2 separate regions of the Homo sapiens genome follow, and region 2 is linked to region 1. A link is a loop called in an ENCODE intact Hi-C map of the cell type or tissue named here. Cell type or tissue: heart right ventricle. All regions are shown on one strand. Each heading gives the region's core, and the rest is flanking DNA. Links, peaks and the distances in the headings are about the cores only.

Region 1 (15,930 bases), core at 8,464-10,963:
CATAGCTAGTAGCTTTCATATTAGACAATGTAGCTTTAGGGCAATAAAAAATAATGTTTGGAATTATCTTTTCTTCAGGGCTAAAATCAATTTTATATCTACCAAAAAAAAAAGATTTGTTTTGCTATGGATAAGAATTATTTGTGGCTGGTCATGCTGGTAATTCCAGCACTTTGGGAGTCCGAGGCAGGAGGATTGCTTGAGCTCAGGAGTTTGAGACCAGCCTGGACAACAGAATGAGATCCTGTTTCTGCTACATTCAAATAAAATTAAAAAGTAAAAAACAAAACTATCTGGATTTCTATAGTTTGCTGCAAATAAATTTCTACCTTACAGAGTTGTAAAATAGTTTAGTTAATAGGAAGTCACCAGTGCATACCCCTATAGAATTAGAAAATTCCTAAAGTTTCTACCAGACCATATCAGAATTTTCCTGAAAGACACTCCCGATCTCTATGACCCAATTTCAAGCCTTGGACAATTTTTCCTGATAGGCCTATTAGGGGAATCTGACTGCCAGGAAAAATACTGTATTTATGAATATACTACCCTAACTATCAGTCCAGGTATCAGGAAGGCACCACCAGAATTGTTGGCCCCCGAGCCACATGGGCTAGATCTTCACACCAGCTAAATGGATGCCTCAGGCACTGCTGCCTCTTTCTCCACTGAACTCAGTCCCAAATTCAAATTTCACAGGAATACCTCTGATTAATAATGACTAAATCACATTTGAAACTCTTGCTGCGAGGCAGTCAGGAAATGTAGCTCCTAGCTCTCCAGTGTCTGCAGTACGTGAAAGACCCCAGAAGGAGTTTGGAATAGAGGTCGACCAAGCCAATATACCACGTCTACTGCAGCCATTATTCAGTTAACAAGAGCTTCATGAAATTCTTCACTCTGGGATTCAGAGGAATTAGATTTTTTTTGCCGGTCTGTATGGTGGCCACACTTCTGTGGACCCTTTCTGGTACAGGGTTCTCAGCACTAGAACAGCATCCCAACCAACATTGAAGGGTCAGGTGCAGAAGAAGGCAACAGAGGACATGTAGAAGGCATGACCAGAGAAGAGGGAGATGATAGCCACCAACGTGTGCTGTTAGGAAAACCCAAGGCAAAGGTATTTTAAGAAGGGAGCAGTCAGTGTCCAAATGCTGTCAGGACCCAAGTAAAATAACTGAAAAGTGCTTTGGGGACCTCAGCAAGCTCAGCTTCAGTGAAGTGGTGGGGGTGGAAGCTAGATTTGCATGGTTTTAGAGTGAGGGGGAAGTTAAGAATCTAAGACAGCAAGAATAGATCATCTTTCTAGCTGTCTGCCTGTGAAGGAGAGGAGAGAGAGCAGCTGTATACATCTTTACGGTTCTGTTCTTGGCAAGGCAAGCCTGCCTAGATTTTGAATTCAATGCCTTCCAATATTTACGAGCGCCTTTGTCTCAGAAGAGCAATATTTGAGGAAGATTGCTTTAAGGATGCACAGTCCAGGATGTTCTCTCTTCCAGTTATGTTAAAATCGACTCCTACATGAAGCCAAATGAAAAATGAGTTGGCCAGACACGCCTGCGTTTTCACCCTCACCCTGATCTCTCCATCTCCCACCAAAAATGCTCATAAACAAATTGAGTTGGGGTTGGGGGATGCCATTAGCCGATAGAGAACTACTAGATAATCTAGTGCCAAATTGTGGCCCACTCATAGCAGAGGTTGTTATTTTAGGCATCACTTAAGCCTTGTCCTGGCTCTATTTTATGTCCCCACCCTAGTTTTTAATCCCTTTTCACTTTTAAATGTACATGCTCTTGTTTTACATACGCTTACAAATCACTTTAAATCCTGCTGGGAACAAAGTGAGGTGCAAACATAAAAAGCTCTGTATTTTCCCGGCTTGCTGATACTGTTTGTTTGATTTTATAATGGAAATGGTAGGGGTGGGGGAACAGATTTATTTAAGGAGTTTTGCTTTACGGCCGACTTCGTTAGATACCTTTTCCATTAAAATAAGGCATGCAACGTTCTATGGTTATAAAAACCACGTCTTCAAGGCACCAGTCTCTGTGGCCGTGGACTCCGGGACCAAGCCAGGCAGCCACGGCCTCGCCCGGGGAAGCTTCAGGTGCCATTGATCGCGGGGCGGCGGCAGCCGGGCACCCACCGGCTCCGACCTCTGTGCCGAGAGGAATGTGCAAGTCCTCAAAGGGAAATTCATAAAGCGAAGCCCTGACAGCCTGATGCAATTTGCGCACAATTGAATTAAAAGAATAGCGCCAAGGTGGGATGGAAAGGCGGCTAACGACACAAGAACCGCTAGAAGAACAGATGTGCTAGATGGAAAAGCAGAAGCAAAAATCACATTTTAATGGAAAGACGACTGTTTGGCTGTGTATTAGACACCGGCTGTATTGAGCATACTACATGTGGTTAACCCTGAAGATGGGGGCTCTCGGAATGCCTTGAAATATTTGACGAGAATCAAAAATAATGAAGCCCTTCTTTATGGACATGTCTCATTGTTAGGGAAATGGCTACCTTTTGAACCTCCCAGGATTTTTTTTTTAGATTCTCCTATGTGACTCAGTTCATAGGGAGGCTCATGATGGAAGGTAAGAATGCCATAGTAATGTTTTAGTTGGTAGGTGGCTGCCTGTAAATGGTACTTTTATAATTTCAATATTTTTCGGCACAAATGTGTTAAATGCTCACAAATTTCAGTCTGTTATGTAGACAGAGATGATCATAAAAAACGTTTTCCTTTTTGTACTCATATGCCAACTTTTAACAAAAATATAGAACAAAATAGAAGGTGAGGAAGAAATATGTATCTTCCTAATAATCTCTGCAGGTTATAAAACAAAGTCATTGCTAAATCCCAATAAAGGTGTTTCTGCCTAGATTTTGAAAACTAAAATTGGGTGTAGAATTGTCACCCTAGTAACAAAAAATTTAAAGAGCTTGGGCCTGTTGGTTGACTTAAATCTGCTGTAGTTTTCATAAATAAATCTAAGTTATTAACAGCTTGGTGAATTTTTGGCAAATAAGAGGACGTCATCAATATATCCAAGTTGCTTATCTAGTGGGAGGTGACAAAGTAGAAGAAGGAAGGATGTGAGGCTGAAAGGGAGAGGAGAGAAACATTTCATGGAAGAGGTTGTCTGACTTTAAGGTGTGCTCAATTTTGCTGACACCATTAATGATCAAAGAATATCTAGCAACCAGAATCAAAATGTAATTTAACTTCATTATATTACACCTCCCTCTTTTGAATTGAAAGCTACTTATATATAGTTGATAGCTGTCATTCTTTAGTTTTCCAAATGACTTTTAGATGATGAGGCTTTGAATAGAATTAAAAGCTTGGGGTCGCAGAAGTTACAACCATGAAACTAAAGCCAGTAGGTGGGTCCTGCTGTGGAAGAAACTGGACTCCCTGAGATTGGGTCTACAAAGTGCAGTTTGGACTTGGCAATCATCCAGATAAGGCCTCAACCTTTGGGAGCCTCTTCTAATTACACACTATTTCCTGCTACAGCTAAATGTACATCACAGAAAGAAAAAAACTAGTTAGCAGCTTTCTGTGGGATCCTACAAGGCACCGTTACATCGGTGGAGTTGCCAAAGCTCTTCTCTGGTCAAGGAATTGATCCTAAAAGCTCTCTGGAATGATCAAGTTTAGGGGAACAAACACCTGATTTCCTAGGAGATCAATTTATAAACTAGAATACCATGCATCATTTATAGTAGGCAAGTATATCAGCCATTTATAAAATAATTTTCCTTTTGAGGGAAATGCACTAATGCACTAATGAGACAGAATTACATTAGATTGTTCTTTCTCTAGCCTAGGTGAAACCTGGCCTAGAGAATATACATAATGATAGTATCCTTTTCCCCAGGAAGCACTGAAGAAATGGTAATATGGCCCACCTTTTTAAAAACTACACCACCCACTGCTTTTCACTTAACAAATCACTACCTCAGACAAGTTAATGAGGCTATAGTTTTCTTTTTAGTTGCTCTGTTCCTATATGGAGGATATGCCTTGGTCACCTGCATTATGCTGAAACACAGTCTGTTTCTGTTTCTAGGGTAAAGAAAAGGGAAAGCTTATCACTTAATTGTAGTATCTTTACAGACCACATCTTAAGGCAGCTTGCTTTGAAACAGGTGATTTTGTTTCCATTTTGGAAGGCAACAGGTCTGATATTTTCCCTGGATAGAGGAAAGGTGAAGGGAACAAAGCCCTCTCTAAATTGTGGCTACAGGAGTGGCAGGCAAGTGCAAGAATACCCCTTTTCCACAGAGGGAATTAACCCAAAGGGAATGACTGAAAGGGTCATTATGTTCTCCAAGACAATCAAGCAAGCAGCATAGAGAGTCAACGTGCTGATGAGGGAATGTTCCCAATACTGTGGGTGCTGTTCAAACTACCCTCACACCTAGAAATAACAAACACTGTTTAGCCAGCTTACAAGTCTGCAATTTGGTCAGGGCTCAACAGGGAAACCTCATCTTTGCAGTACTTGCCAAGAGCAGCTCTGAGGCTGAGGACTGGAATAACTGGAATCACTTACAAGTCTGGCAGATGATGCTGGGAAAACTCAGTCAGCTGGGTTCTGCAACAGCTCTGGCTCCTCAGTCGTCTCCCTCTATCCCTACATGACTTCTTCAGCATGGCGGCTTCAAAGTAGCCAGACATTTTATGTGTGTGTTGTCACAGGGATCCAAAGGTATGTCCAGTAGAGCCAGGCAGAAACTGTACTGCCTGCTCTAACCTAGTCTTGGAAGACACTCAGTGTCACCTCTAACACATTCTATGAGTTTGAAGTCAGTCACTAAGGCTGGCCCATGTTCAAGGGGAAGGAAATTAGATCTCACCTACTGTGGTCTGAATGTATCCCCCAAATTTCATATGGTAAAATTTAATTGCCAGTGTGACAGTATTAAGAAGTAAGGCATTTAGGAGGTGATTAGGTCATGAGGGGGGGCCCTTATGCATGGGATTAGCCACTTATAAAAAGGGCTTGAATGGGTAAGTCTGTTCCTTCCATTCCTTCCACCTCTTCTGCTATGAGGACATAGAGTTAGCCCCCTCTGGAGGAAATGGTGTTCAAGGTGCCACCTTGGAAGAAGAGATCAGGCCATTATCAGACACTGAACTTGCCAGCACTTTGATCTTGGACATCCAAGCCTCCAGAACTGTGGGAAATAAGTTTCTGTATACATTACCCAGTCTAAGATATTTTGTTATAGCAGCACAAATGCACTCACCTTTAGTGAAAAGAGTATCAAAAAATTGGGGAACATGTTTTTAAATCACCAGGGTAATTTTATGTAGTTAAATAATTATGTGATAGTATACTCTTTACTAAGTCATTCATTCACAAATACTTACGGAGCTTTTTACCATATATTGAATAAACATTGCATTTCAAAGTTAAAAAATTCTAGATATTATAGCCTGAGAAAACTCACATTTGGATATGATTTTATGTATTGAGAAGGCTGTATTTTGTTTTAGGCCTGTCTTTGAAAGTTTTCAAACCAGCACAAAATGTCAGATGAGGACAAATCCATTTAGAGAGGAGTATAATCAAAACAGCATAAAGATTTTTATTAGAATTCATTTAAAACCTGAGAAAATGGAAGTATAAATCCTTAATCAGTACAATTATATTCTAGAAAAGTTATCTGTTGAGCAAAGTAGTGTAAAAACGGATCATCTTTTCTACCAATTTTATATTTTCAGTTGCCTGGTATGTGAAAGGAGGATTGTTCTCTGATAGACATAGATGACTATTAGTTAGGGTTAGATTCAGCTTTGAAGCACAGTAATAGTGGCTTGAAGAAGGTAGTTTACAGAGAGTCCCTGATGGGGGGACTCTTTGTAATGGTTCAACTCACATTTTTTAGACTTTCTGGTGGTGCTAACATGATAAACATTTAGTAGAAATCTTACTTCAAATGTTGAATTTTGATCTTTTTCCAGGCTAGCAATATGCATTGATATTCTCTCACAATGTTGGGCAACAGCAGCAAACCACAGCTCCCAGATCACGAGGGTAAACAGTGGATACTCTACAATGTACTGCATTGCCAAATAGTTTAGCCCAGCTATAGGGTTGGTCTTGAATGCCTGGGCTCAAGAAATCCTCCCATCTTGGCCTCCCAAAGGCCACTGCGCCTGGCCCTGAGCACATTTAAGGTAGGCTAGGCTAAGCTATGGTGTTCAGTAGGTTAGGTGTATTAAATGCATTTCTCACTTACAGTATTTTCAACTTACAATGGGTTTATTGGTACATAACCCTATCATAAGTCAAGAAGCATCTGTATTCCTTTATCATATAAAGGAAGCCTGAAGGTGGGCAGTCCAGGACAGGTATGACAACTCCATACCTTCAGAGACCTTTCCAACTCACCACTCCATGATTTCTAGGATGTTGTCCTCCATTCTCATAACCCAAGATGGATGCTAAAGTTCCAACCATCACATCTGTGTTCCAGACAGCAGGATAGATGAAGGCAAAGAGGAGGAAGATTATATATGTTTGCAGTATGTTAAAAAGGTTTTCTAGCAGCTGCCACACAATACTTCTGATTACATCTCATTGGCCAGAACTCAGCTACAAAAGAGACTGAGATGTTGTCAATGTAGGCTTTATTCTGAGTGGCTGTGTGCCCAGTAAAAACACATGTATTACAATAGAAGGAGAGGATGATTACTGGAGGACAGCTAGCAGTCTTAGCCACAGGGTGGAAATTGAGTGTTCTGTTTTGGACACAGTAAGCATGAGATGCTTTTTAGACACCTACGTTAACAACAGAATTTAGGAGAGAGATTGAAACTGGAATTATAAATTGGGAACTGATTACAGATGATATTTAATGCCACAGGGCTAGATGGCAATACCTGGGAATAAATGGAAACAGAAGAGAAGTGGTCAGCAAGAGGAGCATCCCACAGAATAGGCTGAGAAGATGGAGCAAGTGAGGCAGAAGGAAAGCCAGGAGACCGTGGTATCCTAGAAACTCAGTGCTGTGGTCTGAATGTTTGTGTCCTCCCAAAATTTGTATGTTGAAACCTAATTCCTAATGTGTTGTTATTAAGAGATAGGGCCTTTGTGAGATGATTAGCTCATGAGGATTCCAAAGGGACCAGTACCCTTATAAAAGAGGGCCCAAGGGAGCTTGTCAGCCCCTTCCACCATATGAGGGCACAGCTGGAAGGCAAAATCTTTGAAGCAGAGCAGAGCTGTCACCAGACGCTGAATCTGCTAGTGCCTTGATCGTGAACTTCCCAGCCTCCAGACCTGTGAGCAGTAAATTTATGTTGTTTATAAATTACCCAGTCTATGGTGTTCTGTTACAGCAGCCTGAAGAAACGAAGATGCTCAGCAAAGAAGGTATTTCAAGAAGGGGGTCTCAACAGTCTCATGGGTTGCTGAATGTTTAAGTAACACAGGCCAAAGAACTGATCACTGGATTTGGCAAGTTCAAAGTCAAGGACACTAGTTGATCCTGGTTACAATGGAGAGGTAGAAAGCAAAGCCTGCTGGGAGGGAATGAAGAGAAAAATAGGTGGGTGAGAAAGAAGAAACAGTCAACATAGCTTTATCAAGGAGATGTGCTATAAAGGGCTGGAGATGATGTAGCTCTAGAGGACATCTTTTAAAAAACAATTGTAGATACAAGAGCATATTTGTGTGCCTATGGGAATGATGGGATAAAAAAAAAGGTGATGATGTGAAAGAGAGCAATAATAGAAGTAGCAAACCAGGATCCAGGGTAAAACTGAGTCACAAGAAAAGTGTACACAAAGGAGTCACGTGGAGACACACAGGAGAATGAAATAAGGGATAAGAATGAGACCAAGAGGAAATACTAGATGAATAGATTCTAGCAGTGGAATTGAGGGTAGCAAATGCTCAAAAGATAAAGAGGATTCTCTTGAGGGCCACCTCAGATAGACTGGTAGTGGATGCCTGGGGCTGTATGTTGAGGAGACGAGTGAAGCTTTGTCCAGGCTCCATGGGAGAAAGTGCAGTGATCAGTGATGCATCCCCCAGTATTCTGACCTGAATCGTTTATGGAGCCTGCTTTGGCCTACAAGCATGTGGATGCTTTTTATGAGTCTGGCTTTGGCTTTTAATTATATGATTTTTTTTTACAAAGTTTAAATCATATTATAAGAACTGTTATAATCTTTTCCACTTAATATAAAGAGAGTTGTCACTAAGGCTGGAGTGCAGTGGCACGATCTCGGCTCACTGAAACCTCCGCCTCCTGGGTTCAAGTGATTCTCCTGCCTCAGCCTCCAGAGTAGCTGGGATTACAGGTGCCACGATGCCCAGCTAATATTTGTATTTTTAGTAGAGACGGGGTTTCTCCATGTTGGCCTGGCTGGTCTTGAACTCCTGACTTCAGGTGATCCACTCGCCTTGGCCTCCCAAAGTGCTGGGATTACAGGCGTGAGCCAGTGCACCAGGCCAAAGATAGTTTTTTAATGTTAATAGATCAGTGTCTACATTCTACATCATCATTTCAAATGCTTCTTAAGTCTTCCATTGTATGGGTAGACTCCGTTGTATTTAATCAACTTCCTATTGTTGGAAATTCGAGTTGTTCCAATTGTTAAATAATTACAAATGTTAAAATATACTTAAATATTTACTTGTAAAACTCCTACTATATTACATCTACTTTATGATCCAGAAGGCACTACGAAGTCACGGTTTAAAACCATGGGCTTTTGAGTCAGAGCTAGACCTCTGGGATTCTAAATCTGTCTCAGGGTCTTAATCTGAGTAAAATGGGTTTAATAATATTTATACCTTACAGGAGTGTTGTGAAGATGAAAGGAGTTAATATATGTAAAGCACTACACAGAGTCCTGGGGCATGGAAAGCATGCAATGAAAGCTAGCTCATACAACTGAAGGGGCTCACGTCTACCCATCTCTGCCCTCAATGCTCAGCCCAGGGGTTGACAAGGTGTTCAATGAATTGCTTGTTCAATGAGTAATTTGTATAAGATCTTGGTAACAATATTAAAAGGTTATAATCCTAGTCACAGAGATAGGACTAAATTAGAACTCTTTAATAAAAATCTTGAGGCAAGATATTCATATCTAACAGGAATTGTATATGTATGATAATTAGGGTAAGTTTCATCTTTTTATTTTCAATCATTCGTGCATTAGGATAAAGCCCAAAATGTGTCATAAATCACTGAATTGAAAACACCACTGTGCAAAGTATAAAAAATTTCAAATCAACCATGCTATCATCTTTAATTTGTGAATGTTAGAAATATTTTCATTCTTCACATTATTAATTAAAACAATAATATTTGATCATTGTAAAACTTCAAACAGGATATACAGGAAGCAGGAAGTGAAAGCTCTCCTTTCTCATCTCCCAGCCCCACTCTTAGATATGGCCACTCTTTGAAGGTGTATTCTTTCACACCTTTCCTGTGCATATACAAGTATACACACAGCTACCTGTGAATATGTCCATACAGAGGATAATCAGCATTTAATTATAAGTCACACAGCTCTACTTTCATATTTAAGAAAAAAAAAACTTCCAAACAATTTCCATCAGAAAAAATTGTCACTAGTCTGGTGTTTTTATCCATTAAATCTTTGTTTCTAGTGATTTCCCCAGGAGTGAGTGGTTCATTGTAGTTGGCTAACCATGTAAGAGCAAGCAATAGAACAAAAACAAATGTTTTTGTTCTATTAATAAGGAAGTGAATAAGTTTTCTTAAACATTCATAGGAATAGATGGAGAAAAACATGTGACCTGAACTAAGATCAAATCAGGCAGAACTTTGTTCCAGGTCAGAAATAGTTTTAGGATCTTGACATATGACCACAAGGGCCATCTGCTTAGAGCAGGGCAGAGTAAAGCAAAATGTGGAGCAGGGTGAGGACACAAAAGAGGAGTGGATGAGAGGTTGGAAATTGTCTGAAAATGTTAAAGCTGATTTTAGTTTCCCATCGTCCGTGACGGTGGGATTTGGTGGTCATTTGTTATTTTAGTTATTTTATTTAAAGTCCCCAATCTCTAACCCTAACAGATACAGGAGTGTAAATAATATTTTTATTCTTTGAAGGACTTGGAGAACTTGTATATTCTTCTGTTATTTCATAAGAGATTTTAATTTACTATTTGAGATGTTTGAGGCAAAAAAATACTTAAATTAACATATATTTCACTACCAAGAGAACTGGTGTCTTCTGGGTAATGAATTATGAATAACAACATATGAAATAAATAGCAACAGTCACTTTGGCTCCTTTGTGGAAGAACATAGGATATAAATAAGTAAGTGTATACATGAAAAAATGAAAATAAACAGTAATGATGCTTGCTAACTGTGTTGCTTGCTTCTGTTATAACTCATTCATTCTAAAAAAATAATTAGCTGATAGGGTATAATTACTATTTTTATAATCTTGTTCAAACAAATTGAATTTGTGTAATGGAAAAAAAGCAAAACTTAGTAAAGCATTTTTCATAATCTAGGATCTATGTTGCTACAATCTGTATTTAACTCCTTAGAAAATGGTCCCATAATCAAGATCTCCTTCCTAGTTCTCTCACCAGGAGTTGTAACACTCTGATTCACAAGAGTAAGCTTTTGATTTTGGCTTTTTAATTTTACTTCGTAATACCAGAGCCTAGAAGGAACTTCCACATCACAAAAAATTGAGCATAAGGGTTTCACCAGAGTCTAGCTCTGGTGATTTCTGCCACATGATATCTTTGCTACTATAATTCTAAGGAGATGGGAAGTCTTACTCGACTGAAATCTTGTCTAGCCACCAACATCATCTCATCTTTACCTGTCCTGGGTATCATCATGTAGGCTAGTAACTTGCACCCCTTAGCCTACTGACAGAGACATCTGTATCTCCTATAACATCCATTGACTATGCATGTGCACTGTGGCAGCACCACTGATTTGCTTTAAACATGGTACTTAATTTGATAACTGAAGTAAATAAGAATTATCTGGCATCCAAGGCATCAGAATATATCCCACTGTCAGGAAAAGGAAATTGATCCCTGACTTCTGAGCTGCAATGACAAAGTTAATCATAATTGGACTCTAAGATTGAGACTAATCAGATATTGAGTCAAGGTAATCAACTGGAGTTGATAATATATAGAATAATCTGGTTTTGAATAGTGCTTTGCTGTTTTCAAAATGTTTTAAATTATGTTATTTCGTTTAAACCTCCAACTTCTCTCTGAGGAAGCTATTATTATTTCCATTTATAAGTGAAAAGACCTAGCCTCATAGAGATAAATTCCTCCTCTTCTTGGTGATGTTTCCTTTCCCACCTGGCTTTTATATACCTTCCCTCTATGATTCTGACACCTGGTAGATTCTCTTCAAAGAATTCACAAATCAATGATGCTACCCACTCAGTGGAATACAAACCTATCTTCCAGTTACCATCTCATTTCTCTTTCTTCCTATCGATTAAGTTTCTTAAGAGTAAAATATACTCAATGTCTCTTCCCAAGTTCACACTTACTCTTCTACCCATTGAATCAGGCTTCCAAGACAACTCCTCCACTAAAACGGCTCTCAGGAAGGTTGTCACAGACCACCAAGTTGCTAAATGAAAGGCATATATTGTTTTGCCATCTTACTTGACATTTTTCCTTTTCTCTGCCCACGGCTTTTGGGACACTACCCTTTTGCCTCCCTCCTGTGTCTCTAGGTGATCCTTCTAAGTGGGAGTTCCTTTTTACTTTGTTCAATCCTTTTGGTGATCTCTAGGCTTAATTTTGTGTTCTCTTAATCTTGATTTACTCTCTGAATGACTTCATCTGAACCCATGTTTATCATGAAAGCTGCAGCTTCATATACCATTGACTACTGAACCTCCCCGCTTGTATCCTATCTGCCTCTACCTCCATGCCCCCTTCCCACCCACACCTCCCTTACCCAATGTGCTCTTCCTCCTGCATTCTGAAACTTGGCAGAATCTGGGCAGTCACAGACTTTCAACCACCCCCTGGACAGTCAATCAACCATGATGTCCTCTTGATTTTAATAATCTTTCATATCTCTCTCTTCTTCACTCTTATTATCCCTGACTTACATCAGGTTCTCATCTGTTTGCCAGGGATGCAGGTCAAGATTGCCTTGGAGGCTTTGGGCCATTCCTTAGTAGGTGCAATGAAAAAAACAGATTTGTAACTTTCCTATCATGGTGTTTGGTTCTGGATATCTCCTATTGTTGGGTCTCAGTGGTGGGTCTTGGTCAGGAATGATGAAAATTACAAACCACAACTTGCATTTATCTTCCCTGTAGTTGAAGTTTATCTTAAAATGGGCATGGAAGAAGATAAGATAGCAAATCCAAAGCATTTAACAAACAGGTAATAGATACCTATTCTGTAATCTGTGCTAAGCATCTGGGATACAAAGACAAATATGGCATTGTCCCTGTCCCCAGTGCACTCATGTTCTAGTGGGAAAGGCAAATGATTACAATTCCGTATAATACTTGGAATGATGAAGGAATGTGAGAAATATTCTATGAATACAGGAGAGTTTTCATCCATGTATTCATTTTGCCTTTATTGCATTAAGTGTGTGAAGTGGGGAGGGAGGGAGTGGCAGCATGGCTGACAAGGTAGGGTAGGGCTTCCAGAGACGTGAAAATGCTCTCTTTCAGATAGAGACTGCAGCTCTTGAGACTGCAGCTCTGGATCCTGCCACTGGGGGTTCTGGGAATTCTGTTGGCTATTTTCTCAAGTGGTAGAATTATCCCAAACAAGTTACACAACCTCTGTGATTTCTAATTTCCATAATTCTAAAATGAAAAGTTGGTTAAAATCGGGAGTTGGCAAACTTTTTCAATAAAAGGCCAGATAGTAAATGTGTTAGGCATTGTGGTTCATATAGCCTCGGTATATGTGGTAGGCTTGTGGTCCATATAGCCTTGTTGCATTTACTCAACTGGGTCACTATAGTGCACAAGCAGCCACAGATAATACATAAACAAATAAGCCTGGCAGTATTCCAGTACAACTTGATTTACAAAAACAAGCAGTGGGCTGGATATGGCCCACTGGCTATCGTTTGCAAGCTCCTGGTCTAAACGATCTCCACGATGACTTTCAGATCTGCCATTCCATAGGTTCATGAAACAGCAGTTCTTAAATTCTTGATATACTTCATATTAGTTTTTAAATATACTTTTGTTGTGGTTGACCAGTTTAGAAAATTTTACTGTGGCATTAAAAGTGGTAAGATTTGAGGTTTAACTTATCATGGGTCAGTTAGCTTCTCTCTGTTCCATGACTGTACATCACAGACATCAACAAATTCATGGCCCTGCATGGAGCCACAGAGCTCCATGACTGGACAAATGTCATTCTTCCTTGTTTCTGAGAACACAACCTCAGCACATGCTTCCTTAATGATAGTACAGCAGCATCTATATACTGACATTATTTAGTTCCTTTCAAAAAATAAAATTATTTTTAAGAAAAGTTGTTAATATAATATCTGGCAAAAGAAACCTATAGGTAAATAGGTATGTTTCATTATGAAACTTTTAAATAAGCCAAATTGATTTTTATGGCTACTAAGCAAAAGAATGGTTTAAAAAAAAGTATGCTGTTATGCATGTAAGCTAAAGCAGAATCGGCAAACTGTCTATGTCATAAAAGCCAACAATTCTCTACTTTTCCAATGGTAGACATTGCTAATCAATCCTAGCAGTTTTCCCCACAGACTCTGAATGGATTCTCATAATTATTCCAACTCGCTGAGCCAGGAAATGATGCCAAGTTGATTGGCATTACCATGCCAGATAAAATCTATTGTCACAGTGCAACAAAAGTTACTATACTTTTTCTATTCCAACCACCAATTTATTCTTGCTAAAAGATGTAACCCTGGCTTCAGCAGCTATAAAATTCAACTCAACAAAATGAAGATAGGGTAAGTCTCACTAAAAAACCTTTCATAGAGAAAAACCTGGCATTGTTTATTGAAAGACTTAAAATGGGCTAGGTGCGGTGGCTGACGCCTGTAATCCCAGCAATTTGGGAGTCCGAGGCGGGCGGATCACGAGGTCAGGAGATTGAGACCATCCTGGCTAACACGGTGAAACCCTGTCTCTACTAAAAACACAAAAAAATTAGCTCGGCATGGTGGCGGGCGCCTGTAGTCCCAGCTACTCAGGAGGCTGAGGCGGGAGAATGGCATGAACCTGGGAGGCAGAGCTTGCAGTGAGCCGAGTGAGCCACTGGAGTCCAGCCTGGGTGACAGAGCGAGACTCCGTCATAAATAAATACATAAATAAATAAATTAATTAATTAAAATGTGCATAGTAGTTGGAGACTTGGGGATTTATCGCATTCTCTTTTTGGGTACATTTGAAACTTCCTATAATAAAATGTTTTTAAAGTATTCAATGAAGATAAAAATATCATGGTAAATGACAAGTAATATATTATTACATAAAGGTAAGGTAAAATATAAATTAAGAAATAATATAGAACTGAAATAATGAATGTTGCCTAATTGTAGAAAGCTTTGTGCCTATGATTATCTAGCACATGAAATTATAAAACAATTTTCATTATTGAAATCATTTTTTTTTTTAAGACGGAGTCTCTCTCTATCGCCCAGGCTGGGGTGCAGTAGCACGACTGTGGCTCACTGCAACCTCCGCCTCCCAAGTACAACAGATTCTCCTGCCTCAGCCTCCTGAGTAGCTGGGATTACAGGCGCATGCCACCACACCTGGCTAATTTTTGTATTTTTAGTAGAGACGGGGTTTCACCATGTTGGTCAGGCTGGTCTCGAACTCCTGACCTCATGATCCACCCGCCTCAACCTCCCAAAGTGCTGGGATTGCAGATGTGAGTCACTGCACCCGGCCCATTTTACTAATTTCTTAATAGGCATATTAAAGGATTTGTGTGTGTTTATATAAATGCATTAAATATCTCTGGAAAAATAAATGGAAACTATTAAAAGTAGCTGTCTCCTAGGAGGGAAAAGGAAGGAGGGAGAGTTATTTGTCACTGAATCTCCCATTGGTCCTTCTGAATTTTTGTACATCTTGCCTGTGTTGCCTTATTAAATAGGTAAACAAATAAAATGAGCATGCACTTTGATTCAGCGATCCTGCTCCTAAAATTCTATCCTAATAATCAAGGATGTAGGTAAAGATTTTGCCTCAAGAATGGTCATTACAGCATTGTACGTAACAGGAAAGTGTTTCAAGCAATTTAAATGTCTAATAATTAGGATTTTTTATATGTTATTTCCATAAATAGAAATAATAGCCATTAAATTTATGAAGATGAATTTTTACTAATATATAAAGATGATTGTAATATGGTATTATGCTTTTTTAAAAAGCAAGTTGCAAAACAGGATGTAGCGGATGACCCCACTTTTGTGAGAAAATAACATATGGACAGGAAAATATTTGGGAAATGTGCATCAAAGGGATAATAGTGGTTACCCCGTGAAATAAGAATGGCTTTCATTCTTTCCTTTTTTAATTATTTTCAAATTTCTCCAGTAAATATCAATTTAAAATTAACAAAAGATTATGAAAGGGTTTGAGAAAGTCCCTAAAGGAAAAAAACAATTTTTCTTGTGTGTGGTGTGTGTGTGTGTGTGTGTGTGTGTGTGTGTGTGTGTGTGTGAAAGAACAATCTGAACCCAAAGAAAAAGATGAAATGTGGTTTTCATGATCAAAGTCAAAGTCATTACAATAAATGCTGAAATTTTATTGACAATGTCTCTAGCTGGGAGGTAATGACATCCAGAGTTAAACACTAATGAAGATTCTACCCATGGTATTGAGTCTTCTCAGTGGGTTTAGTAACTCCATCATGGTAATGCAAGGGTAATTTTTCCCCCAGTGTGTAAATAAGTGTTATA
Region 2 (15,930 bases), core at 9,029-11,528, 100 kb before region 1:
CCTCAGGCAATCTGCAGATATAAATTTGTCTTTCCTAGAAATGTCATATAAGTAGAGTCATACAATATGTAGTCTTCTTTCACTTAGTAATTTTGAAGTTCATATGTTATAACATGTTATCACTAAATCCTTTTTATGCTGAATGGTATTCTATTTATGGACATACCAGATTTTATTTATCCATTCAGCAGTTGATGGACATTTGTATTGTCTCAGGTTTTTGGCTATTATGAGTAGTGCTGCTTTGAACATTTGCTTACAAGTCTAAATGTAATTCAATTTGAGTAATCCATATTTTCTTTCTGGCTGGTTTAAGATTTTCTTTTTGTCCTTGGCACTTTGCTATTTCATTACAATATTTCTAGGGGTGGATTTATTTTTATTTATACTGCTCATTATGCTTCTTGAATCTGAGTACTCATGTCTTTCTGTAATCCTGTGAGAATCACAGTTACCATCCCTTCTGTCTGATGCTCTCCATTTTCTCCATTCTCTCTTCCTAGAATTGCCGTTATGTACGCCACACTTTTTCATTCTATTCTTACATCTCCCAGCTTCCCTGGGTTGCAGTTTAGAAAATTTATTTGCCTCTATATTCTGAATCAAGAATTTGTCTCTTCTGTTAGGTTGCATTTTCTGTTACCAGTTCATTAAATTCTTCATTTCATTGTCAATATTTATTTCTCTTTGGTTCATTTTCAGAAATGCCTTTTTCTTTACTCATTTTGTCCTGCTCTCTCCTAGGATCTATTTGTTTAAAATAAACTTTTTAATCATTTAAAATATATATAATATTTCTTTCTCTTTTAGAGAAGGGTGTCCCTCTGTCATCATGGCTGGAGTTCAGTGGTTCACTCATAGCTCACTGTAATCCCAAACTCCTAGACTGAAGTGATTCTCCCACCTCAGCCTCCCAAGTAGCTAGGACTATAGGCATGCACCACCATACCCATCTAATTTTTAAATTTTTGTAGACAGGGTCTTGATATGTTGCCCAGGATGGTCTCAAACTGCTGGACTCTAGTGATCCTCCTGCCTTGGCCTCCCAAAGTACTGGGATTACAAATGTGAGCCACTGCACCCAGCCATGTAATCTCTTTAAGGTTATTTTATGACCTACTGTTCTGACAGTATGATTTCTCCCATTTATTGTCTCTCCTGACTTTCCCTTGTTACAGTTCATTACCCTGTGTGGTTTATAAATTTTTACTGTGAGCCATTTTTAGCAGGTGTTCATTATCATATTTGAAATGTTTGTGCCTCCTGAGTTGTGGAAATGTCACTTTGGGACGGTTTTGCATTTGTTTCTGTGGACTAGGTGCTCCAAATCTGGTTTTCTACCTTTATTCTTTGGCTTGGGATTCTTATACAAATGACATAATCTGGACCTCAGACCCCCCAGCCCCATAAACTTGTGGTTTTGATTTCTTAGTAGGGACTTTTTGTTTGTAGTCTTGATTTTTTTTTTTTTTTCAATTAATGTTCCAGGCAGATGGTACGCTTCCTTGTTGCTTTCCTGACAGAGAAGGTTGTTTTCCTAAGCCTTTTAGAAGGAAGGGCAGCTCTTTGAGGGCTCTAGTTTTGTGTGTTTCTGATTACAGCTCCCCACCCCTCTGAGGCCTGGGGCCACATCTCCTGACCCTTCATCACGTATTGCCAGTGCCATCTCTTGGTTTGCCAGAGTCGTTCCCCAGGGTCACCCTGGTGCCAGTTCATGGGCCTGCTCCTCTGGCTTCAGACATTCTTGTTTTCTAGTTCCAATATTTTTTCTTTTGAGTGTGGCTGTGTATCAGAATCTCCTTCAGGTTGTATGCTGCCCAGTGTTCCTATGTGTCTGGAGCCATGTTGAGGTCGACTTCAGTTCATTGTGCCGCAGAGCTGGAGATCTCCATCTCTCTCCATACCCTGCTTGCTCAGGGGCGTCTGCTGACTGTTCATTCAGCCAGAGGACTGAGAGGTCGGAGGCATTGCCCTCTTTGGAGAAGGCTTAGGCCGCCCTTTATTCACCACTGCCCTCAACCTCATTCTTTATTCCTTTAGGCACCTAGAGAGTTCAGGTTCCTCAGGGAAGCCCCAGCTGTGTCTTCACATTTTTCTTCTTCCAGGATAAAGTAAAACAGGTCGAGATGGAGCCTCCTTGAGGACCAGCATCCCTCTCCCCTTTCCACATCCTTCTCTCTGTCGACCTGACAGAGGCCCAGGCCAGCATTCCTCCAGGCCTGAAGAGTGATTCTCTGGTTTCTCTGGTGTTTGTTCTGCTTCTTGCTGACAGATGTGGCTATTCATCTTGTTGGGGTGGTGAAGAACAGAGGCTTGGGTTTGGACGTGGAGATGGAGAGGAAGAAGTAGCCCTTCAGTTGTTTTGGCTCTTTAGATGCATGCAAAGGCATTCGTTAGGACCAGGCTGACTCACCACAGTGCTGCAGTGAGATTTGGAACCCAGGCTTGTAATAAAGCGTTGCTTGTGTTGTTGAAAGGGTGGTTATTTAGGAAGGGATTAGGATCCCAATGAGCCTGAATCACTTAGACCTGTGTTTCTCACGTGTGCCTGTGTATTCAAATCACCTGGGGGACTTCTAAAAATAATATGGATAGCCTGCCCCTAACTCAGAACAATCAAATCAGAATGTCTGAGGATGGGTTCTAGGTATCAGTGTTTTAAAACTCTCCTAGTGATTCGAATATGCAACCAGAGTGTCAAACCACCACCTTAGGCAAACACCATCTTAATAACGTCCCAATATTATTTCCGACACAAGTTAAAGTCAAGCATCTTCCCTCTTTAAGAATCATTAATTAGCTATGGGGAGAGGTTAAGAGAGCTCTGTGCAGACATGAGATAACTATTAACACATATATTTTTAAAAGGCCAAGAGACTGATTACCATGTGATACAACAAAACTTCAAAATCACGTGCTAAGTTAAGGTCAGTAAGCTAGGGAGTTCACTATTCCCCCTTTCCACCTCTTGATTATTTGATCTTTGTTTTGGTCTCTGTGGAAGACAAAGATGCTCAGTCTGCAACATTTTTGCAGCTGGAAGGATAGTCCCTGGAGTCCGAAGCCTTCACTTTATTCTGAGGGCTACAGTGTGACCCTACAGGGTTTAGAGTATTTTTTAGTCCTCATTGCTCCCTTCTTTATTTTGGGTTGCAGCCCTCCATGCAGAATCTTCTCTATGTTGTGCTACATTAAGTCCCACAAGGGACTCTTTGGCCACTCTAGAGCCATTCTCCAGTGCACCTGTGAGCTTCCCTCAGCTTTGAAGCCTTCTTGAAGGTTGAGCCAAATGTTGCCTGCGTGCATCACAGGGGAGAACATAGGCTCTCGGAAGATGCTGGGTTTTAGTGGACAAACAGTTTCCAGAATTCCCTTTAGGACACTCAGTTCCTTTCTCCAGGAAAGAGGGACGAGATGTCCTTTTCGCTTTGGCAGAATGTTCAAATGCAATCTCGGGGGTCCTTATGGTATATGAACAGAAGTTCATTGATCTAATTTCAAAAGGGCATGGACTAAAAACTCTTGAGAGGAAATGTCTGTTGAAAGGATCTCCTAGGTGCTTGCTATCTCTAGATAACCATGAAAAGTCACCAATCAATTCTGAAAGTCCTACAATTTCAAATCGTTCTCTCTGCCATCCTCCCAGGTCTACACTGACTTGCAGTTTGTTCTTCATTCCTTCCTCAACTGCATTAATGTAAAAATTCAACTGCAGCCATGCTATTTACCCCTTTTCTATGTTGAGGAAATGAATCTTTTGTCTCCTACTTTATTTCTTTCTCTTTTTACTTGAAATAATGTTTTTTTTTTTTATCGTGTTGTATTCAGTTTGCTTTGACACTTTTCTTTTTAAAACTTTTTTTTTTTTTTTTTTTTTTTTTGAGACAGAGTCTCGATCTGTCTCCCAGGCTGGAGTGCAGTGGCGTAATCTTGGCTCACTGCAAGCTCTGCCTCCCAAGTTCACGCCATTCTCGTGCCTCAGCCTCCCGAGTAGCTGGGACTACAGGCGCCCACCACCATGCCTGGCTAATTTTTTGTATTTTTAGTACAGAGGGGGTTTCACCGTGTTAGCCAGGATGGTCTCGATCTCCTGACCTTGTGATCCGCCCGCCTTGGCCTCCCAAAGTGCTAGGATTACAGACGTGAGCCACCGTGCCCCGCCTCTTTTTTAAAACTTTTAAAAAATAACTCCTTTCAGAAGGCTTATCCCACACATTGGTAAACACTAGAAAACATTGCTGTTACCTCAGGAGGATGTTGGAAGGGAACAACAGGATTATTCACTTTTTCTTTATAAAACTTTGTTTTCTTTACTTTCTTAAAATAGGCACATATTCAGCAATGAAAAATATTACAAAATAAATTCAGTCACAAAGAATCTAATGTGTTTGAATGTATGCAACCCCTTGATGTGTACATTTTGTCATAAGTGTACATACTATATGTATATTTTATAAATATACACATAAATACACAAATAAATACATTAGTATTTATAAAGAACTTCAGACACTGCCTCCCCCACCGTAGACCCAGTACATTATAAATAAAAAACCAAATATGTGTGCCATCATTTAACCAAACAAAGGATTTGCATTAAACCTGAAAGCGAAGGGAAATTCTGAGTTAAGTGTGAAGATACAATGCTTAGCCAAGTGTGGAGAGTATTCCACTGTTGATGGATATCTTCTGATGTTTTCTTTGTTCTCATTTGAGAAACTGGAATGAGTTAAAGTCAAGGAGCATGCTGAGGTTTAACTCATTCCATAGCTCCAGAGTGACACAGGCGTGATTTAAAGCCAGTGAGCCTGCCGAGATTTCAGTTCTTAGTGGAAGATGTCTGTCTTTGATTGATTGCATAGAACCAGGGGTTCTGAACACCTATTGTGACTGACCCAGGGCTGAATGCATCCAGGCAGATGGTTTGCTGCATTCCTGTAATTTTTCTGGTTCTAGTCAAAGCCCTTGGATGTGAGTAGCTAGTGGATCGATCGGGGACTGTTTGATGGGTCCTGGACCCTGCAACTACTCCCACAGCTCCAAAGGGTCTGGGGTATTTCTGGGTCAGACCCGCGCACCTCAAACCTTGAGAAAGACTGTAGGGTCTGGACCCTGACTAGGGCTTTGGGCACCTGTAGGACTGGAGGTGGGCTCTAAGCTAAGACTGTTAGAAGTGGGTGGCAGGGTGAACTAGGAGCACTCACAACCAGGATGGACCGACACAGAATCCTACACAGACTCCTGCCCAGCATGGAGGACAGGCTGCATCTGCCCTGACCTCAGCTCAGTGAGTTCAGCCAGCCCTGAACCAGCTTTGGTTTTGGCACAGTAGTTGGTGACAATGCTGCTCTTCCAATTAAGACTTTCCTTAAAGGCAACTAAAAAATAGGAGAGAATTAAATTTGCAATATGTTTTTGCAAATGTATTTTTCTGAGCTTAGTGCTTTGTAGCTGCATTTTTTTTTTGTTGTTATTAGAAAAAAACATCTTGCTAAACCATAAACAAAACTCTATTAAGCGGTTGCATTGGTGGTTGGAAATGGTACTGTTGCTAAATAAAAAAGTCTAACTTGATTTCGTTGGAATGGGAAATTCCACAGAGACTTGTGAAAAAAGTGCAGGGGCTTCTTTTGTATTCTTAGGCACGAATTCAAAGAATTCGATTGTTCATGGATCAATAATGCTACAACTATTATAACTTCTGAGATAATTCATGCTGCTGAGGTTTTTTAAGTTTCAGGGAAAATATTTTCATGAGGCCTACTTTGATGGGGCGAATTAAGTGTGGATTCATGACTGCTCAGGGAGGGATAGTTTGGGAACTTTCCCAGTGACTCCTTTCCAAGTGATGAGCCAAGTCCAGCCCCTGGGACCACACACTCACATCCTTCCGGCTATTTTATATGTGAAGGGAAGTCCCAGAGCACCTCCTGTCCTGAGACAACTGGTTAGGGTGGGGACAAGTTAGACATTATATTATAAAGTGAAAGTACCAGAAGCCCTCCCACCCATGTCCCAGGCCTAAAATCTAACTTGCTTGGCTTGTTTAGCTTCAGTAAGTCCCCTGAATTGGTGCCCTTTTAGGCTTTGGCTTTCCTAAAGGGGTAGACATTTATTTATAATTACAGCACAACAAAATCGCCCATACTGGAAATTAATTTTATGTACATTTAGTATAAAAGTACCTTAACATTTCAGTTTCGTTCTCATTTCATTTTAGCTCTCCAGAGACATAGCCTGACCAAAATACTGATTGCAGTATTTAGACATGGCCTGGGCCCTTTTCTTTCCGATAAAGAACAGGTGTGCTTATGGTTGAGGCACCATCTGTCTTAAAAGCTGTGTTTAGTCATTGTGATGGCTCACACTTGTAATCCCAGCACTTTGGGAGGCTGAGGCAGGAGGATTGCTTGGGTTCAGGAGTTCAAGACCAGCCTGGGTAACATAGCAAGACCCTGTCTCTAAAAGTGGGCCTGTAGTCCCACTTACTCAGGAGGTAAAGGCGGGAGGATTGCTTGAGCCCAGGAGTTCAAGGGTGCAGTGAGCTATGAAAACAAAACAACAAAACCCAAAAACCTTATGTATCTGATAGCATAGCAGAGATTCAACAAATATTAGATAAAGGAAAATAGGATCAAGGATCGATTCAGTTCTGTTTCAGTGTTTATCAAGTACCTTGCACGTCCAAGAAGAAAGGGCACAAACTTGTGCCCCCAAATCTGGCCATTTTCAACCTCACACTTGGTATGTCATCCAACCAGTGAAAAAATGATTTCCCCTGCCAACATCTTATTGAGCATAACTTCAGTGTGAACTTCTTCTGTATATTCTATAACAGAGTCATTATATCTATGTCAGGGTTTCTCAAACTGGGCACCACTGACATTTTGGGCCAGTTAATTCTTTGTTGTGGGGACTGTCCTATGCACTGTAGGATACTTAGCAGCAGGCTCCCCAGCCTCTATCCACTAGGCACAACCCTCCCCCATCCCCGACCAGTGATGAGAACCAAAAATGTTTCTAGACATTGCCAAATGTCCTCTGGGGGGCAATCACCCTCAGTTGGAAATCAGTGATCTATTTAAAATAATATTACATGGTTATGCCACTTTAAGCAATACTAAAATTTAAAAAACTCTAATAATCTGGGGTCTTTTCTTGTTTTGTGAAGGTGTTCTATAATATTCTACTCCAAGGAACACATACGGAATGGACTTTCCCCTGAGAAGTAAGGGTTTTGTTTATGGGAAAAATAACTGTTGTTTGGGGGTGGAGATTTATAGTTACAAAAGTTTTTAAAAATATTTAACTTATTTGAAACAATAATAGAAAAAAAAACCCAAAGATCCAAGTGGTCATAATCGTCACCTTGATGAACTCCTCTAACATTAAAAAAGTAAAATTAGCCAGGCATGGTGGCTAACACCTGTAATCCCAGCACTCAGGGAGGCCAAGGCAGTTGAGCTCAGGAGTTAAAGACCAGTCTGAGCAATATGGTGAAACCCTATGTCTACCAAAAAAACCAAAATATTAGCCAGTCATAGTGGCCCACGCCTGTGGTTCCAGCTACACAGGAGGCTGAGGCAGGAGGATTGCTTGAGCCCAGGAGGTCAAGGCTGCAGTGAGCTATGTTTGCATCACTGCATTCCAGCCTAGGCAACAGAGCAAGACCCTGTCAAAAACAAACAAACAAACAAAAGTGAGCATGGGAAACAAATGTCTCTTTCCTTCTGCTTCAGTCCCCAAAGTTAAATGTTGAAGTACAATATTTTTCATTTCAGGAAAAAAAAAAGTTTTCAGTAAGGAAAGTTTAAGCTTTCTTTGTGGAGAATTGGAACAGACATAAATGTGAACCTGAAGTGGAGACAGGGTGATGACTTAAGACTAATGCCAATTCTGAGCAAATCAGAAAGGAAGCCTGGGGCATTGCTCTCCTTAAAAGAGTATGAGACTATTTATTACTTATCTACTCCCTAGGTACGGATAGTCTTCCTTTTCCCATGGTGCACAGGCTGCATATTTTGGAAATATAGTTGTTTTTAGCTTAAATCTGATAGTTTTAACTCAGCAAGTTTGCTGAGACTGGTTTTCTGGCAGAGAGTGCCGTCCCCATCTTTGTTAAGGCTGACCTGCTGTGGTGCTGCCAGGGACTCATTTACTGCCTTTTTTCCTCGGTACACAGGGCACCCACTCTTTCACTCCATTACCATGTTGTTCTGGCGAGAACAATTAAGCCTTTGTCATGCTCTGAGTCTCCCCGCCTGGCCGTGAATGGGCACAGGTTTCTAGTGAAACGGCACCCATCGCTATGTCCCTGTCCTCTCCTTAAAAGGTGCCTGTAGATTTCAGCAGCTTTCCTTAATGAATCGGCTTTTCAGAAAAGTTCTAAATTTGTTTGATGTCCTGAAGCACTTGAGGCTCTTGATCTAAAAGTAGACATTATGAAGAATTTCTTAGTATTCTCTAAGCATGCTTTCCATCCAGTGAATGAGTCTCTTTATGTGTTCTAGCCACTGGCACCCTAAAGTTCAAAGACATACAAGTAAAAAGGGCCATTTGTATGAGGGAAAAAATATTGGAGAGCAACAGGATTTTTTGATTCTTTGTGACCTTTTATGACATTTCCCCTTTTAACATATTGCTGTTTCTTCATTCACTTATTCATGCAGTCACTGACATAAATTAACCAACAACTGTACGTAAGACACTTTGTTAGGCACCATGTGAGATGCAAGGCTAACTGGGAGGGAGCATGTCAGAGTGGCTAAGGACGTGACTTTAGGAATCATCAGATTTGTCAGCTTGGCCTCTTCTGGGCTATGAGCAAGTCACTTTACCTCTCCCAGGCCCATATTTCACATCTGAAAAATCAGAGTAATAATAGTATTTACTTGAGAGGTTTATTGCGAGAATTAATTGAGATACATTGGCAAAGCACATACCACCAGGCGTCTTGTAATTTCTCATTTCATGTTTGTCTTAGTCCGGTTTGTGCTGCTATAACAGAATACCAAAGACTGGGTAATTTATAAAGAAATGAAATGTATTTGGCTCATAGTTCTAGAAGCTGAGAAGTCCAAGATGGAGGGGTTGCACCTGGGGAGGGCCTTCTTGCTGTGTCATCCCATGTCAGAAGGCAGACAGCCAAGAGAGTGTGCAACAGAGAGAGTGTGAAGGGGGCCTACCTTGTCCTTTTATAAGAAAATCGCTCCTGAAATAACAGCATTAATCCATTCATGCAGGCAGAGCCCTCATGTCCTACTCACCTCTGAAAGGTCCCACCTCTTAATACTGTTACAATGGCAATTAAGTTTCCAACACATGCTTTTGGAGGACACAGTCAAACCATGGCAATGTAGTTTTTTTTTTTTTAAAGCAACTAATAGACTAAAATGAAAAAATATATTTACGCGAATAATTATTTATGGTAGAGAACAATAAATGCTATGAGAAGTAAAAACGAGAGTATATTACATAGAATTAGCACTATCTACTATAGCAAACAAGTCCCAAATTTGTGGTTTAACATGATAGGGGTGGCTTTCTAGGGTAGCACTCCTCCAAATGACTCAGAGGTCCTGGCTCCTTCTGTCCTTTGGCTTTCTAGAGCTTCATTCACTTCAACACAAAACTAGGAAAAAACAGTTTGTGTAAAACATTATATGGAATGATTTGTAGCTAAGCCTGTATATAAGCTGCTTATTAATCTGTTAGTTATCTGTTTATGACAGGTATTAACATGATTTAGATGGGATCAGGAATTCAACAGCAGCTTAACTGGATGGTTCTGGCTCTGGGTCTGTCATGAGACTGCAATCAAAGTTTGCCCATGCCATGGTCATCTGAAGGCTTGAATGAGATGGGAAGATTCTCTTCCAAGAGGACTCATGACTGTAGGCAGAAGGTCTCAGTTCTTTGCTGGCTGTTGGTGGGAGGCCTTAGTTCCTTGCCATGTGGCCCTCTCCACTGGGCTGATTGAGTGTCATTACAACATGGCCATAGGCTTCCCACAGAGCCAGTCACCTCATCTGAGAGGGAGGGAGGGGAGAGGGAGGGCAGAGGGAGGGGAGAGAGAGAACACATAAAGCGGAAGCTTAATGGCTTTTATGATCTAGTCTCAGAAGTCATATACTGCCATCTCCGCCGTATTTGTTCATTAGAAGAGAATCACTATGTCCAACCCCCACTCAGAAGAAGGGGAATCAAGTTCCACTTCTTGAAAGAAGTAGTATCAAAGAATTTGTGAACATATTTTCAAACCACTACAGTCTAGAAATGATGAATATCACTTCTGTCTGCATTCTGTTGGCATAAATCCGCCACATGGTCCAATTAAGTGAATGTGAAATGTGGTTTATTTGTGAGCACAGGAAGGAGAGGAGAATGGAATATGGGGTAGAAAACATCTGTGTTTATTAGCATGTGGAGGGTCTAGTTAGTAGATGCAAAGGAGGAGGTTAAGACTGAAGGGAAGAGGTGATATTTGAATATAGGTAGGATTTGAAGAGGTAGAGATACTGGAGAGGATATTTCAAGTGGAAAAATAAAAGGGCATGGAGGCAGGAAATGAGATGGCTGTAGCATGGGTGAAATGAAGTAGCTAAAGATCAGGTTGGAAAGGCATGCTGGGACCACCAGAAACTGTAAAAATGGAATCTTTCGATTAGTTGCAATGTTTTATAATTAATTCTTCATTGTTTATATTGCTTTTCAGGGCATATCTATAATGGCCACATTATCAATGATTTTCATAAGTAAACATGTTACTGCACTGGCTCAGTTTTATTGTTCTCAATTTCTCTTGAATATTTACTCTTAGAGCTCTTTGGACATTGATAACAATATAGTGATTTAGAATATTGTGTAGTATTGAGTACCCAAATGGTACTGATATTTAGAGAAATGGCTAAAAGAGAAAGGAAATTAGAATGTTTGTTGTCTTTCATTGTTCACATTTCTATAGTAGGAAATTTGTGCTTTGTAATCAGACTGACTTTATTAAGTTCTCTTCAGCCACTTAGGGAGTGAGCTACCTAACTTCTCTGGGCCTTAGCTTCCTCATTATAAAAATGAAACTGCTAATACTTACTGTGAATGTATTTCAAGGAGAAAATAAGATGGCATGAAACCACCTAAAAAAACATGCCCGTGATCTCTCTGTTCCTTTTCTTCCTGCACTGTGGCACAGGACCACTGTTACAGTCTTGGCTCCTTTTCTCAAGGTTTCATCTGGAAGGAAGACAAGAACACCCACTGAAAAATTATGGGAAAAAGTCTGATGGTTTACAATCAAGCGTTAAATCAGATGGAGTTCTGAAATGTGCCCATGATGGAAAAGTCATTCAAGCCTCAAAAGGGCAGATGGCACAGGAGTGAAAGGATGAGGAAGGCTGAATAGGCTCATAAAATCATAGATTTCAGGATTGGAAAGGTCTTTGAAGAACAGCATAGCAAGTAGTTGAAAGGATGGGGTTTGAAATTAGGCAAAGCCAGGTTCTAATCGTTTCTTTGTTCCTCGCTAGCTGTATACCTTTGGACAGTTTATTTCATCTCTCAGTCTCAGTTTCCTTATCTGGAAAATGGGAACAGTAACGTTCCCTGTAAGGGGTATTAAGAAAACGTGAGAAAACATAGGTAAACTACTTAGGGCAATGTACAAAGTAAGCCTTAGTAAATGGTAGCCTTTGATTTGTGGAGCCTTTTTATGGTAAGTAAAGAAACAGGCCTAGAGAGTTGTAACAACTCGCTCAACATCATTTGGGGGTCAGTTAGGAATTGGAGTAGAACCTCAGATTAGAACCAGCATGAACAAAGGCATAGAGGTTGGTAATATCATATCACATTGGTCTGGAACAGAGAAGGCAAGGGAAGGTTTGGGCAGAGAACGGTGGGGCAGGACCAGGCCTTGAAAGCAGGAGAGCAGCTTGAGCTTGATGCAGGAAAGAGGGAAATGTGATCTCAAATTCCTGGGCAGAGAGATGTTTTTTGCAAGCATATTCTGAGACTTCACTGCAAAGAGATGAATGATATAATTAATACAATAGACTTTGACTCAGAAATAGGAATACAGTCATTCAGCCACAAAACCCAGTGGAGAAAGACCTCCTAAAAGGCACCCAAGGCGTTTCGGCATTCTTAACCCGTAGTCAAGGAAACAAGAAGACTAAAAAAGATATCGCCACAGAAACACTGTTTTGAAAATATCTGTAGAGGAAAGAGGAAAACCAACTACGTCTTTTGTGCCCATGTTCCCATGGTAGCACGTGTCTGTACAGAATGCTTGGTAAGGCATGGGTGTAATCATGCGTATGTGTATGTCTGTGTGGGCATGTGTGTGCGTGCACACATTGTGTATGTCAGAGGCAAGTGTGGGAACTAGGTGTGGAGGACACATAGCCCTGGCTCATGTGGCCCTGCAGTTAGGGGAGAGCGTATCAGCACAAGGTCTCCCTGTAATGTCGACAGGTAGATAAGGAATTCCCAGGAGCTTTTTGAGTGTTTTAACTCTTGTGCCAAATGAACTGTGGAGTAGCATCTCAGAGGTCACTTTGGGTCAATATAGAAAGTTATCAATCAGCTGGAACCTGGAACCTTGAATACATGCAAATGAGAAGACATTCCAGGTGGGAGAAGGCAGTGTGATGTCATGGGAAGAACTGAGGCAGTGCAGGGGGGTTGGGGGATGCGGCATGGGGAGGCGGTCAGATGTATTTGCTTTGGAATCCAGGCTTGTACTAACTCACTGAAGAGCCTTTGGCAATTTGTCTCATCAATACATTAGTGTCTAAGAGTCATCAGTGAAAGAGAATAATAAAGTATACATTTAGTGGTATTGTAAACGTCAAAGGAGGTATCATAAATACAAGCACTGAGCATATAGGAGGCACAGAACACATTTATTTTCCTTCCTTCTTTTTTATTTTATTTTTTTGAGATGGGGTCTTGCTCTGCTGCCTAAGCTGGAGGGCAGTGGAGTGATCTTGGCTCCACTGCAGCCTCAACCTTCCAGGCTCAAGCGATCCTCCCACCTCAGCCTCCTGAGTAGCTGGGACTAGAGGTGCACAACACCACACCAAGCTAATTTTTTTTTTTTTTTTTAGAAGGACTTTCACTCTTGTCACCCAGGCTGGGGTGCAATGGTGCTATCTCGGCTCACTGTAACCTCCACCTCCTGGGTTCAAGCGAGTCTCTTGCCTCAGGCTCCTGAGTAGCTGGGATTACAGGCACATGCCACCATGCTCGGCTTCCTTTTTTTTTTTTAAGTGGAGATGGGGTTTCACTATGTTGGTCAGGCTGGTCTCAAACTCCTGACCTCAGGTGACCCACCCACCTTGGCCTCCAAAGTGCTGGGATTATAGGCATGAGTCACCATGCCTGGCCAACTTAATTTTTTGAATTTTTGTAGAGACAGGGTCTCCCTATGTTGCCCAGGCTGGTCTCAAACTCCTGGGCTCAAGGAATCCCGCCTTGGCCTCCCAAAGTGCTGGGATTACAGGCATGAGCCACCATGCCTGGACTTTCTTTGCCCTCCTAAATAAGGGATTCTCGAAACTTAGACTACTTAAGAATCACCTAGGAGATGCAGATCTCACCTCATCCCCAAGAATCTGATTCAAAAGCCTGCAAGTATGGCCCAGGAATCTGCATATGAACTAGGGCCACAGGTGATCTGATGAGGTGATCTAATAACCACACATTATGAAACACTAGAAGAGTGAGAACTGGAGAAAAAATAGAAGCCAAAGGATAAAATGTGAAATGCTTCCCAGACGTCCTTTTTTGCCTGTTTTATGATCCACATGGATGAGGAGGCATTGTTAGGGGCAGCCAGGTCACTTTCCAGAGATGTCAGTCACAGCGGATCAGGCCAATAAACCACATTTATAGCAAAAGCCTTGTTTTGAAGTTGAATCAGTGTAATTTCCTTGTATGAAGCCAGGCTAGGAAACTGGAGCCCTAGAAGCTACTTTTTGCTGATATCTAATATCATTCATTTATTGCTTCGTTCATTTGTTTCTTCGTTGGTTTATTATTCATTCACAGGTTTGGGTGCCTGCTGCGTGTGAAGCTTAAGTAGAGGCTTGCGTGCCTGTCACATGAGGTTTACAGTTCATGTTCTCTGCCCTCAAAAACCAAAGATGTGAAAATAAGACATTTTAAATCCCTGCAAAGGACAGTAGTACAGTACTTTCATCACGAAAGCACAAACTTAGGAGTAGAGATAACAAGGTCTACAGCTGTAAGAATTCAGGACATGCGGGTCCAAAGAGGCTTATTTGAGCTTTTGGGAACCGAGCTGGGACTTGAAAAGGGAGTTTGATTTAAACAGAGTAGAGGGGACAACATTCCAGTTTTCTCCTTTGGTTGAATACTTCTTTTTCTGTATGGTTTTGTGAATTGTTATATATGCTTTAGTTATTTTTGTTAGAACCGGTACCTCTGCATTTTATTGTTAATTATAATATGCTCTGTTTCCTGAGAAAGCTGGGCATTTCTGTTTCTTCCTTTCTAGACAATATTTTGGTAATTTCACATGCATATTTTCCCAAATATCTTTCAAAACAAAATTTTGATGTTCTAAAAAAAATGCATTAACATATATAAAACATATGATTTGGCCAATTAATTAGGGAAGAATTTAAGTTGCTGCAATAGACTTCCTGTTTAAAAATGTTATTTTAAACTCCTGTTGGTTGAGCTTAGGTGCAGGCCTGCACCTGGATAAGCTCCGGAGGCTGCAAAGCCGTGTGAGGCTGGGATTTTTCGCAGGAAAGACTAGCACTGGTTATCCTGCGTTGGTAACCCAGGGGAATATTATCACCACAAACCCAGGTCAGTTTTGTTCACCTTCTGCCCCACAATGGCAACTCTAATTAAGAAGGTTAAACTACTGACTGTTCCCAGGTAACAGGATGATAAAGTCAATGTTTTTCCCAGCTGGATTCCCAAATCTGGTAAAAAGGAAAGGAGAACTAGGTTCAGCCTGCTGTGTCCTGATGCTCCCGGCTCTGCAGGGCTCTCTAAATAGCTCCCACCAATTAACGGGGGAATCTATGGGCACACGTTAAAGAGAAGCACTCACATGTACTAAGCTCCTGTTCTGGGCTGGGTGTTTCACGTATGTCAACCCTTATACTTCACACGTGCTCTATTTTTAAGTGTATTCGCTACCAGCTTTATCTTTTTCTTTTTACAACAATCCCACAGCTAATAAATATTATTAAATGAAGGCTTAAAGGTTAATGAAATTACACCTTGACACAGAGCAGTCACTGGTCTATTTGACTCCAACATCTGTGCCTTTCCTCATCTACACACTCTCCAGCCCCGACGCCAAGCCCAAGGAGCTGTGAATACAGACACCTACTGTTGCCACACAAACATACCTATGGACTGCTGAAAACACAGAGAGAGCTGGATTTTCATTAAGGAAATAATGACTGTGATTTTCCTGGGAAAAATAGTGTCTGTAGTATCTTGCAGTGTAGCAATCTCAGGGGTGTGCTGGAGCCGACTTGTATTGGCTTGCAAGAGCCAATTGTTAGGTTTTACAACCAGCTGAGAATTCCTGAAAATCTATCATTAGAAGTTAAATTATATAAATGTATGTAAACTATATAAACTATATAAATTATATAAATAAAATTATGTTAAAAATAAATGTCATAAATATTCACAAGTTATTTCCTAATCATTTTACTGCCCTTGATTATTGCCTCTTCTCTTGAGGTAGAAATACTATATAATGGTGCTATACACTGTACACATCTCTTCCCAATTGATATTCAGTTAAGTTTTGTTGGTAGCTTGACATCAGCCATGGGAGTTGTAGCTACACGACGGAAATTGGTCAATATTACGAATCAGGCTGTTGTTTTTCAGGGAGCGTGGGTTCAACGTTTATCAGCACACCATGGAGAGTATGCAGAC

What was found. Hi-C counts contacts between places; a loop is a spot of excess contacts. Peaks named below come from ENCODE experiments on the same cell type or tissue, not always from the same donor. Only the 100,000 strongest peaks of a DNase experiment are listed, where the experiment ranks them.
Region 2: it touches region 1 in a loop (3-fold over the local background); 1 of 110 quality-filtered maps calls a loop at or near these places.

The regions. Positions count from the first base shown.
Region 1 is chr2:54,276,382-54,292,311 of GRCh38, reverse strand. The region is part of intron 3 of ACYP2 (acylphosphatase 2); the gene reads right to left. LOC105374610 (a long non-coding RNA gene) reads left to right here and starts at 12,674. Exons shown (of 2, transcript XR_007086321.1): 1 at 12,674-13,968. In heart right ventricle, for the core only: no CTCF peak of the experiment used is centred there; no DNase peak of the experiment used is centred there.
Region 2 is chr2:54,377,145-54,393,074 of GRCh38, reverse strand. It overlaps a transcript of CIMIP6 not described here. Among named protein-coding and RNA genes, the nearest start is that of CIMIP6, 54 kb to the right of the region's middle. In heart right ventricle, for the core only: no CTCF peak of the experiment used is centred there; no DNase peak of the experiment used is centred there; H3K27ac peaks cover 739 bases.